Linked DNA regions of Homo sapiens: region 2 is linked to region 1. Evidence: chromatin contacts called from ENCODE Hi-C or POLR2A ChIA-PET data. All regions are on one chromosome and are shown on one strand. The core of a region is the stretch at or near the end of the contact, and the rest is flanking DNA. Distances in the headings are between cores, read along the strand shown.

Region 1 (5,740 bases), core at 2,396-4,895:
TCCAGTTTCATTCTCCTAACGTGTGGCTAGCCAATTATCCCAGCACTGTTTGTTGAAAAGGGTGTCCTTTCCCCATTTTATGTTTTTGTTTTCCTTATTGAGGATCAGTTGGCTATAAGTATTTGGGTTTATTTCTGGGTTCTCTATTCAGTTCCATTGGTCTGTATGCCTATTTTTATACCAGTACCATGCTGTTTTGGTGACTATGACCTTATAGTATAGTTTGAAATCAGGTAATGTGATGCCTCCAGATTTGTTCTTTTTGCTTAGTCTTACTTTGGCTATGTGAGCTCTTTTTTGATTCCATATCAATTTTAGAATTGTTTTTTCTAATTCTGTGAAGAATGATGTTGGTATTTTGATGGGAATTGCGATGAATTTGTAGATTGCTTTTGGCAGTATGGCCATTTTCACAATATTGATTCTACCCAACCATGAGCATGGGATGTGTTTCCATTTGTTTGGGTCATCTGTGATTTCTTTCAGCAGTGTTTTGTAGTTTTCCTTGTGGAGGTCTTTTACCTCCTTGGTTAGGTGTATTCCTAAGTTTTTTTTTGTTTGTTTGTTTTTGTTTTGTTTTTTCCAGCTATTGTAAAAGGGGTTGACTCCTTGATTTGATTCTCAGCTTGGTTGCTGTTGGTGTATAGAAGAGCTACTGATTTCTTTACATCAATTTTTTATCTGGAAACTGCTGAATTCTTTCATCAGTTCTAGGAGCTTTCTGGAAGAGTCTTTTGGGTTTTCTAGGTAAACAATCATATCATCAGCAAACAGTGATAGTTTGACTTCCTCTTTACTGATTTGGATGCTCTTGATTTTCTTCTCTTTTCTGATTGCTCTGGCTAGGACTGCCACTGCTATGTTGAAGAGGAGTAGTGAGAGTGGGCATCTTTGTCTTGTTTCAGTTCTCAGAGGGAAAGCTTTTAACTTTTCATCATTCGATATTATGTTGGCTGTGGGTTTGTCATAGATGGCTTTTATTATTGAGGTATGTCCCTTGTATGCCGATTTTCCTGGGAGTTTTAATCATAAAGTGATGCTGGATTTTGTCTGATGTTTTTTCTGCATCTGTAGAAATGATCATGTGGTTTTTGTTTTTAATTCTGTTTATGTGGTGTATCACATTTATCGACTTGCATATGTTAAACCATTCCTGCATCCCTGGTATGAAACCCACTTGATCATATGGTGGAGTATCTTTTTGATATGTGCTGGATTCGGTTAGCTAGTATTTTGTTAAGGATTTTAGCATCTATGTTCATCAGGGATAATGGTCTGTAGTTTTGTTTTTGGTTATGTCCTGTCTTGGTTTTGGTTTTGGGTGATACTGGCTCCATAGAATGATTTAGGGAGGGTTCTCTTTTTCTCTGTCTTGTGGAATAGTGTCAAAAGGATTGGTACCAATTCTCCTTTGAATGCCTGGTAGAATTCTGCTGTGAATCCATCTGGTTGTGGACTTTGTTTTGTTGGTAATTTTTAAATTACTATTTCAATCTTGCTGCTTGTTATTGGTCTGATCAGGGTATCTAATTCTTCCTGATTTAAGCTAGGAGGGTTGTATCTTTCCAGGAATTTATCCATCTTTCTAGGTTTTCTAGTTTATATGTGTAAAGGTGTTCATAGTAGCCTTGAATGATCTTTTATATTTCTGTGGTGTCAGTTGTGATAGCTCCCATTTCGCTTCTTATTGAGCTTATTTGGATTTCCTCTCTTCTTGGTTAATCTTGCTAGTAGTCTATCAATTTTATTTATGTTTTCAGAGAACCAGCTTTTTGTTTCAGTTATCTTTTGTTTGTTTGTTTCAATTTCATTTAGTTCTGCTCTAATCTTGGTTATTTCCTTTCTTCTGCTGAGTTTGGTTTTGGTTTGTTCTTGTTTCTCTAGTTCCTTGAGGTGTGACCTTAGATTGTCTGTGTGTGCTCTTTCAGGCTTGATGTAGACATTTAGGGCTACGAACTTTCCTCCTAGCACTGCCTTTGCTGTATCCCAGAGGTTATGATAGGTTATGTCACTATGGTTGTTCAGTTCGAATAATTTTTTAATTTCTATCTTGATTTCATTTTTCACCCAATGATCATTCAGGAGCAGGTTATTGAATTTTCATGTATTTGCATGGTTTTGAAGGTTCCTTTTGGAATTTATTTGCAGTTTTATTCCACTGTGGTCTGAGAGAGAGCTTGATATAATTTCAATTTTCTTAAATTTATTGAGGCTCATTTTGTGACCTATCATATGGTCTGTCTTGGAGAAAGTTCCATCTGCTGTTAAATATAATGTATATTCTGCAGTTGTTGGATGGAATGTTAGGTATATATCTATTAAGTCCTTTTGTTCCAAGGTATAGTTTAAATCCATTTTTTCTTTTTTGACTTTCTGTCTTGATGACCTGTCTAGTGCTGTCAGTGGAGTATTGAAGTCTCCCACTATTATTATGTTGCTGTCTATCTCATTTTTTAGATCTATTAGTAATTGTTTTATAAATTTGGGAGCTCCAGTGTTAGGTGCATGTATGTTTAGGATTGTGGTATTTTCCTGTTGGACAACGCCTTTTATCATTATATAATGCCCCTCTGTCTTTTTTAGCTGCTGTTGCTGATGACAATGCGACTAAGCAATGATATTTTTGCAGTGAATTTCCCAGGTGTTCTTTGTGCTTCTTGTATTTGGATGTCTAGGTCTCTAGCAAGGCCAGGGAAGTTTTCCTCGATTATTCCCCCAGATATGTTTTCCAAACTTTTAGATTTCTCTTCTTCCTCAGGAATGCCGATTATTCTTAGGTTTGGTCGTTTAACATAATCCCCAGACTTCTTGGAGGCTTTGTTCATATTTTCTTATTCTTTTTTCTTTGCCTTTGTTAGATTGGGTTAATTCGAAGACCTTGTCTTCGAGCTCTGAATTTCTTTCTTGTACTTGTTCTATTCTATTGCTGAGACTTTTCAGAGCATTTTGCATTTCTATAAGTATGTCTATTGTTTCCTGAAGTTTTCCTTGTTTTTTATTTATGCTATCAATTTCATTGAATATTTCTCCCTTCACTTCTTATATCATTTTTTTGATTTCCTTACCTTTGGCTACACCTTTCTCTGGTACCTTCCTGATTAGCTTAATAACTAACTTCCTGAATTCTTTTTCAGGTAAATCAGGGACTTCTTCTGGGTTTGGATCCATTGCTGGTGAGCTTGTGTGATTTTTGGGAGCTGTTAAAGAGCCTTGTTTTGTCATATTACCAGAGTTGGTTTTTCTGGTTCCTTTTCATTTGAGTAGGCTCTGTCAGAGGGAAGGTCTAGGGCCGAAGGCTGTTGTTCAGATTCTTTGGTCCTACGGGGTTCTCTTGATATAGTACTCCCCGCCTTTTCCTATGGCTGTGGCTCCCTGAGAACAGAGCTATAGTGATTGTTACCTTTATTCTTGGTCTAGCCGCCCAGCAAGTCCACCTGGCTCCGGGCTGGTACTAGGGGTTGTCTGCACAGAGTCCTGTGATGTGAACCATTCATGGTCTCTCAGCCATGGGTACCGGTGCCTGTTCCGGTGGAGATGGCAGGGGGGTGAAATGGACTCTGTGAAGGTTCTTAGCTTTGGTGGTTTAATGCTCTATTTTTGTGCTGGTTGGCCTCCTGCCGGGAGGTGGTGCTTTCCAGAGAGCATCAGCTGTGGTAGTATAGGGAGGAACAGGTGGTGGGCGGGGCCCTAGACCTCCCAAGAGTATATGCCCTTTGTCTTCCGCTTCCAGGGTGGGTAGAGAAGGAGCATTGGGTGGGGGCTGGGCTAGGCGTGTCTGAGCTCAGACTCTCCTTGGGCGGGTCTTGCTGTGGCTGAGTATTTGGGGTGTCTCCTGGGTCCTGCAGGAGCAATCCACTTCCTTCAGAGAGTCTGTGGGTCCTCTCAGGTTTCCTGATTTATTCCCCTAGTTGTTTGGGAGCAAAAATTCACAATGTGAGCCTCCTCATGCTGCTCTGTCCCTTTGAGTCGGAGGTGCAGTCTAGTCCTGCCTCCCATCCGCCATGATCTCTGGAAGCCTGTGCTTTTGTTACTTTAATAGTTAGTGTTTGCAGTTGTTGAAGTTGGCTATGGACTGCCCCCCTTCACACACACACACACACACACACAGAGACACACACACAGAATTTGATTAGATTAAATTTATATTTTGGCAAGGGCACAGAAATTTATTGGAGTAAAATGGCAGCCCAGAACCTGAGCAAGCGCAGCATTTCTGAGCAGCTCGTTTCTCACTGGACAGAGCTTTCTGTAGGGGCCTTCAGCACCTGGCCAGTCAGAGGCCCAGAATAGCATCTCTGTCTGTCTTCACATCATGTCTGGAAGCCCCTTTTCCTGCAGCATGCAGTTCAGGTGCTGTCTCGGTGCTCAGGGGCACAGAGCAAACAGAATCTGCACCAACTGCTCCTGTCTGCATCCTGTTGACCTGGCACAGACAACACGTGGGCCTTGGTTTCTCTCTTGATTCGCTAACGTTCATGCCCTTCAGAGTATGGATATTGGGGTGTGATCCTACTGCTTGTCTGTCCCTTGTTCACCTTTGTTTCCTACACAGAATCTAGCAGTGGCATCCATCTCTGAGGAAGGAATGATAATAGATGGCCTAGACTAGGTTTCAGAGGGTGGCAGTAGCTATGCAAGGAACTAGAAATGTTAAAGTCTGAGTAGACCCCTTGGTGTGCTCCATGCATTTTGCGGGTGTGATTTGATTGTTCGAGGTGGTATGCTCTGTGAGATCTGTGGTTTGTTTGGTTGTTGGAGGTGATGTGATTCGTGAAATGTGTTATTTGGTTGTTGGAGGTGATGTGATTCGTGAGATGTGTTATTTGGTTGTTGGAGGTGATGTGATTCGTGAGATGTGTTATTTGGTTGTTGGAGGTGATGTGATTCGTGAGATGTGTTATTTGGTTGTTGGAGGTGATGTGATTCGTGAGATGTGTTATTTGGTTGTTGGAGGTGATGTGATTCGTGAGATGTGTTATTTGGTTGTTGGAGGTGATGTGATTCGTGAGATGTGTTATTTGTGATTTGGTGTTAGGGGTGGTGATGTGATCTGTGAGATTTTTGTTTTGTTGTTGGAGGTGGTGTGATCTGTGACATTTGTGATTTGTTGTTGGAGGTGGTGTGATCTGTGAGATTTGTGATTTGGTTGTTGGAGGTGGTGTGATCTGTGAGGTTTGTGATTTGTTGTTGGAGGTGGTGTGCTCTGTGAGATTTGTGATTTGGTGTTAGGGGTGGTGATGTGATCTGTGAGATTTGTGATTTGGTGTTGGAGGTGGTGGTGTGATCTGTGAGATTTGTGATTTGGTGTTGGAGGTGGTGTGATCTGTGAGATTTGTGATTTGGTTGTTGGAGGTGGTGTGATCTGTGAGGTTTGTGATTTGTTGTTGGAGGTGGTGTGATCTCTGAGATTTGTGATTTGGTGTTGGAGGTGGTGTGATCTGTGAGATTTGTGATTTGGTGTTGGAGGTGGTGGTGTGCTCTGTGAGGCTTGCAGGTGTTCTTTGGTTGTTTGAGGTGCGGTACTTTGTGAGGGGAGCTCGACGGCTTTCAGTGTAGGGAACCCGAGGGCAGAACACTATATTGTGGGGAGTTTTTGAGGAAGGAAAAAGGGGTAATTTTTTCTCTTTAACGTCTACACTGTAGTGCTTCCTGCTTTCCTTTTTATTATGGAAATCATGTGTGTTGGTTATTGCTCATTCCTGATGCTGTGTTAATGTAGCTGTCATAGGAGTGCACTCAT
Region 2 (5,740 bases), core at 1,780-4,279, 140 kb after region 1:
TGCATTTATTAGCCTGACCCACTACCCCCTCCCCTCTTCCTTCCCCCTCCCTCCTCCTTCTCACTCCTCCTTCCCCCTCCCTCTTCTCCTCTTCTCTCCCCTCCTCTCCATCCTCCCCGTCATCCTCCTTCCCTCCTCCTCATCTTTATCGACCCCAACTCACTTCATACAAGGGGAGGGGGAGTGTGTGAAACATTGGACCTGTAAGCATCTCTCAGGGAAAAATATTGGTAATTTACAATTTTTTCTGACTTCTTTAGAAAGTGCTTATTTAACGAGCAATGGGTACCATGCACAAAGGGGATGGTGAACTGCATGACGTACACTATACGGGGGGTCTCAGTGTGTTCTGCCTGGCTATAGATGGCAGGGGGCGTGGGCACGGCCAGGGTTGGAGCTGTGCTGCCCAGACCTACGGTCCCAGCCACGTGTGGCCACCTAGCACCTGAGACGTAGCCAGGCCACACTGCACCATGAGATAAAATATATCCTAGAGTGTGAGGACTTCATGGGAGAAGAATTGTTAACCATTTCATGAACAATTTTTATATGGATTCTATGCTTACATGACATTTGAGGTTTCTTAGGTTAAAGAAAAGACATGACATTAAAATGATTTCCCCTGTCTCTTTCCTCATTTCCTGTGGCCACGAGAAGACTGACGCTCCCACGCAAGGATCGTTTCTGCCCGGCTGTGCCACCTGGGGCTCCAGGCCTGGCTTTGCTCTCTGGCTTCCCCACCATTGGCTACCTGGCCTCGGGCAGGCCCGGCCCAGCTCTGCGACTCAGTGCCTGGGAGAATGAAGATGATCCTTTGAGGGTCCTAAGTATGGGGAGGGCTGCGCAAAGCCATGACTCAGCACGTGGGAGATGAGCGCTCTGCAGATGCACACCTGCCCTGGGGGGAGCCGCCAGCTGGGGCCTGTGGCAGGAGGCAGGAAGAAGGAACCTTGCACAGGAAGGGCCCAACCAGGGTCTGCAGAAGGGAAACCAGGTCTGCTGTCTCCTGAGGACAGGGCAGAGACTGCGTGTGGCTGCTGGTGTGGAGTCCGTTCCCCAGGAGGTGTCAGACATGGCGGCAAATGCCAATCCCAGGACTTTCCTTCTCTACTCTAATTGTGCAGCCGCTGCTGGGGTTTATCAAGTAACACATGTGATAAGCTTAACTGTGATCCTCCTGAATCTATACGTGGATGTCCTAAACCTCACTGCCTCACAACGTGACTGCATTTGGAAATGGTGCCTTTAAAGAGGCCATGACATTAAGATGAGGTCCCACTGGAGTAGGGTGGCCCTGAGCCAACGTGATGCTGTCCTTCTAAGCAGAGATTAGGACACAGACACACACAGAGAGACGACCACTGGAGGACACAGAGAGAAGATGCTTTCTACAAGCCAAGGAGAGGCTGCAGAGGAGACCAACCCTTGGCACCTTGCTGTCAGATTTCCAGTCTTCTGGACTGTGACAGAAGAAATGTCGGTCTTTTAAGCCACCTAGTCTGCTATTTTGTTATGGCAGCCCCAAGAACTCATACAACATACAATGTAGACAATGTCTGCAAAGTCCCTGGCTCACAGGAGGCACTAATACAGTGTTAGCGCTGGCCTAGATAGAATTTGGGGTGTGTGTGTGTGTGTGTGTGTGTGTGTGTGTGTGTGTTTTGTGGTTTTTTCTTTTTTTTGAGACAGGGTCTTACTCTGTTGCCCAGGCTGGAGTGCAGTGGTGTGATCATGGCTCACCGTAGCCTCGACCTCTCCAGGCTCAGGTGATCTTTCCACCTCAGCTTTCCGAGTAGCTGGGACTGTAGGTGCACAGCACCATGCCCAGCTAATTTTTTGATTTTTTTGTAGAGATAAGGTCTCACTTTGTTGTCCAGGCTGGTCTCGAACTCCTAGGCTCAAGCAATCTGCCTGCTTCAGCCTCCCGCAGTGCTGGGATTCCAGGTGTGGGCCACCGCACCTGGCCTCGTTTGGTGTTTTGAACATGTAGTGAATCATCCCCAGGAGGCTTAGCTATCACCAGAAAACCCCAAAGAGTAAGCCCACAGCTCAGCAGATCCACAGCATTCAGAGAAAGCTGAGGGACAAAAGCCACAAGCAGCCTGGCACATGGGCACGTTCTGAGCGCTTGCTGACCCTCCCAAAGGTAACTGCCCAGCCCCTTTGATTCACACTGCCAAAAAGGAATGAATTCCTCCAGTAGCCAGTGAAGCCAAGTGTCTTACGTCCTAAGGACCAAGGACTGCCAGGCAGGCAAAGACTGCCTAAGACAGGGCATCCCTCTGTGGGTGGGTCTTGCCCCCTGCCCCTCTCCTGGCATTGAGGCACGTCCCTGGGTTCTCCAGGGCAGCTGGCACCCTTTCCTTCTTGGGTTCTGCCAAGTTCTGTAGTAAGATGGAGAACCAAATACAAAATGGGCAGAGTGATAGAAAGCTGGTAAATTAGTGAGGCAGGACCATTTGGAAACCAAATTTCCCTGCAACTTAAAAAACACAGGGAGTCAAAGGCAGAACAGGAGTTTCTTCGTTTCTGAGAAGGAGCGCTGTGCCCTGAACCTGCGCCTGCCTGGAGGAAGTTACACTCCATCCGCATGAGTGAATCATGAGTCAGGAGGGCAGGCTGCCCACTCCTCTGATGGGCGGAGTGCTTCTGCCTGAATCTGATGTCTCCTGTTCTGACCCTCAACTGGCCCAGGAAGGTGGCTCAACCACTTGTTACCAGGGACCTGCACCCCATATGAGTGGACTAACACTGCAACTCCAGAAAAGTGTCTTTTTTTCACCAATCAGAGACATTCCACAGTTAACCCTTTAGTTAGTTTCTCTTCCTCTTACATCCTGCCGTGGCTTATTCGGGATGAGAGAGAAGCAAATTTCAAAGCCCTGAGTCACTGAGGGCAAAACTTGCAAAGGAGACTGGAAGCTCCTGCAGGCAACAGACGAGGCCTCCCCACCACCTCCCCAGCAGCCAACGGCACCTAAAGCCTGCTCAGGAAACTGAGCTTTTATGTGAAAAAGAAGTTAGGAAATAGGTATGATTCATTTACTCTTTCGAACATCTGTAAGCCAGTTATGTGCTGGGGATGCTCCAGGCTTAGAGACGGAGGCATCAGAGAGAGGAAAGTTCCCTCCTTGATATAGGAGGGGAAGAAGTCGGATGATAAACAAATCACCAGGATCTGTATCAGAGCACTCAGCCGCAGGCTCTATGACAGCAGAGGAAAGAATCATCTAGTGTGGGTGGGGAGAGGTGGAGAAGGTGGCAGCAGGGTGGGAAGGAGGGGGCCCTCAGCAGCCTGGGCCGGGCAGTGGGGCAGAGGCAGTGTGTGGGGTAGACCGGGCAGCCCCCACCGCAGCTGCCCTCCCTGCTGACAGATCAGTAACCAGCACCTGAAACTGACAGAAACTTTCCTTGACTCTCTCATAAGGGGGAAAAATGCCTCCCAGAATCACACACAGAAATGTGCAGAGTGGTAGGTGACACGGCTGGAGCTCATGTCACGTTTTCTTTTGTGATTCAAGTTTAATGCTCTACTAAGCTATGCAGCATCACAGAACATGTACATGTACTTGGAAGGGCACAAAATATTTCCCATCAAGTTTAAAGGAAAGAAAAAAAAGCTCTTACTTCTTAAAACTACCTACAGGAACCATAGTTTTAACATTTCCAAGTTTTGAGGTTTTTAAATGATCAGAACTTTAAACATGAGATTTCAGAAAACAAAAGCCTCAGCATGGGCTTTGCTATGGCTCAAAATCTTACTCTGATAGCATTAAACAAATTAAAAACATATGTGGGTGTTTTACAGCGTCAAACAACAGGAAAGAAACTGTACACCACAGAGAGGTTTCTTGAAACTGGAGTTGCAAATCAGTCATTCTAAGACTTAAAATACCAACAGTGTTAACAGCCTAGAGGCCTCTGAGCAGAGCTGTTTTTTCCACTTTCACTTTAGGTGAAACTTAATCCTCCTGGTGCAGATACTGTATCCAAGCCATGTTCTTAATAAATTAGTAACTTAATACATTTATGGTTGTTATTGCTAATTATAATGCTGACATTATCAGTAATACAGTTTAAGTATGGGCTGAACAAAATAATGAGTCACCCTCCCATTCAACATTGACTAGAACCATTTACATATTTATAAAATTAGTCTTTCTAAATCCTTAGGTAAGAAACTAAATACTGTTTATCACTTTAATCAAGATAAAATATACACAGGAACAGTATATAGTCACCTACTCGCCTTCCATGGATGATTTGAAAGCAAATCATGGAAAATTACTCATGTGGCTGACATAGAAATTAAGTACAAATCAGAGAAGGCCCCATTTCTTCCAAGTTTATTATTACTATTAAATAAAAACGCACTACAGACCTCAGCGAAGAGGTCTGGAGACTGAAATTCAATTCCGTTCAATTCCGCGGACATTTCTAAAGCATCTGGGTGTAAGTCGGGGGTTCCCCTGACCCTCACCCCGGCCCATCTTCAGCAGCCGGACATTCTAGTGCACCACCATCTGCCTCGAGTTGGAGACACATAATTTTATGTTGAATTAAAGTACCAACGAAATGGAATAATTTCCCTTGAGGGGAAAACATGTATGTTTAAAAAATAAAAAATGTTGAAAAATCAAAAGTATTTTTGCATCAGAGCAAAGGAATTTCATAATCTCTTCCCTCTCCGAGAACCTCCTGATACTTCTGGGAACAATCACACAGCATGGACCAAGAGCAAGGGCCGCCCCCATACAAATTAGGGTGGGTCCACTGTTCTGTGCACACTGGCAGGCTTACTCCTCACAGTCTGAAACAATTCTCTAGTGTAGAGACAGGGGTAGGCAGAGAGACAGACAGCTAGGACCCCTGGGCATTTGTGGTCCTTGTCAACATCATTGGATCATCTGTCCTGAGCGTCTCAGTGGGAAAAGGGTCCAGAACCCCGATTCAGGGCACTACAGGGGAACCGAAGGCAACGTAGAGAATCCAGATCAGACAGAGGAAGCTGATGCCTTCAAATAAGGCGGACAATGGCAAATGCCGTGCTAGAAATACAAAGAAGATGAATTCTTACTAGCCGGAAGGATTCGAATGACTTTTAATTTGCAGTTTCCCGTTTAACTGTATTTTCCAAATGTTCCCTGACAAGGGTTACGAATGGGCTGTAGAGGAGCCGCCACTGGAAAGTCCAGTGACAGTGAGACTGAAGAAGGGCTGGAGCCAGAGGCTGAGGACCTTGGACTTTAGTCTGCGCTAAGGACTTCCTGGAAGTTCTAGGGGCAGAAGGGTGATGATCCAGTCAATAGAGGAAAATCCTGGCAGCCAAAGTACAAGACACATGGGAGCAGGAGGAACGTGGAACCTTGGCTGTAGAGCCCGGAGAGCTTTGAAAAATGCCCACGTCTGCATTGGGATCTAAGGAGGGCAAAGACCCTGGCAGGTCTGAAGTCTCTGGGAGATTCCAATATGCAGGCAGGCCAGAGCATGACCCCAAAGGAAGGAGAACTGGTGAGGAGCCAAGTAGCCGCACGCAGGAGAAAGGAGGTTATCGATCTAGGAGAGGGCCAAGGAAACAGCTCAAGTATTTCCTGTCCTTTCGCCAGACCTCTGGGATTCAGTGTGAGTTCTTCCAGAACCAGACCAGAGTGCAAAGTCAGAGCAAACTCCATGGTGGGTGAGAAGAAAGGAGTGGGACCTTCGTAGATGGAATTAGGTTTTTGAGCTAAAAGAAAGTCTG

What was found. Hi-C counts contacts between places; a loop is a spot of excess contacts on that map. ChIA-PET counts read pairs that join two places held with the same protein, here RNA polymerase II (POLR2A). Pooled maps may share reads with other maps.
Region 2: a map with no recorded cell type shows a loop between it and region 1 (8-fold over the local background). The contact joins two enhancer-like sites. A Hi-C loop is called at or near these places in 5 of 37 single-sample maps with no recorded cell type and 4 of 50 pooled maps. POLR2A ChIA-PET finds 5 or more read pairs at or near these places in 3 of 52 experiments (K562, activated naive CD4-positive, alpha-beta T cell and naive thymus-derived CD4-positive, alpha-beta T cell).

The regions. Positions count from the first base shown.
Region 1 is chr18:76,962,251-76,967,990 of GRCh38, forward strand. All of the region lies in intron 30 of ZNF236 (zinc finger protein 236), which reads left to right. Among named protein-coding and RNA genes, the nearest start is that of MBP-AS1, 15 kb to the right of the region's middle. RefSeq lists a silencer at 1,972-2,021 and an enhancer at 4,255-4,923. Within about 2 kb of position 3,646, at least 4 of the 41 ENCODE cell types and tissues checked have a DNase peak (open chromatin) inside an H3K27ac peak, as active enhancers do.
Region 2 is chr18:77,098,887-77,104,626 of GRCh38, forward strand. The region is part of intron 2 of MBP (myelin basic protein); the gene reads right to left. Among named protein-coding and RNA genes, the nearest start is that of MBP, 31 kb to the right of the region's middle. RefSeq lists enhancers at 771-990, 793-1,551, 2,655-2,784, 2,875-2,944 and a silencer at 3,235-3,354. Within about 2 kb of position 3,030, at least 38 of the 41 ENCODE cell types and tissues checked have a DNase peak (open chromatin) inside an H3K27ac peak, as active enhancers do.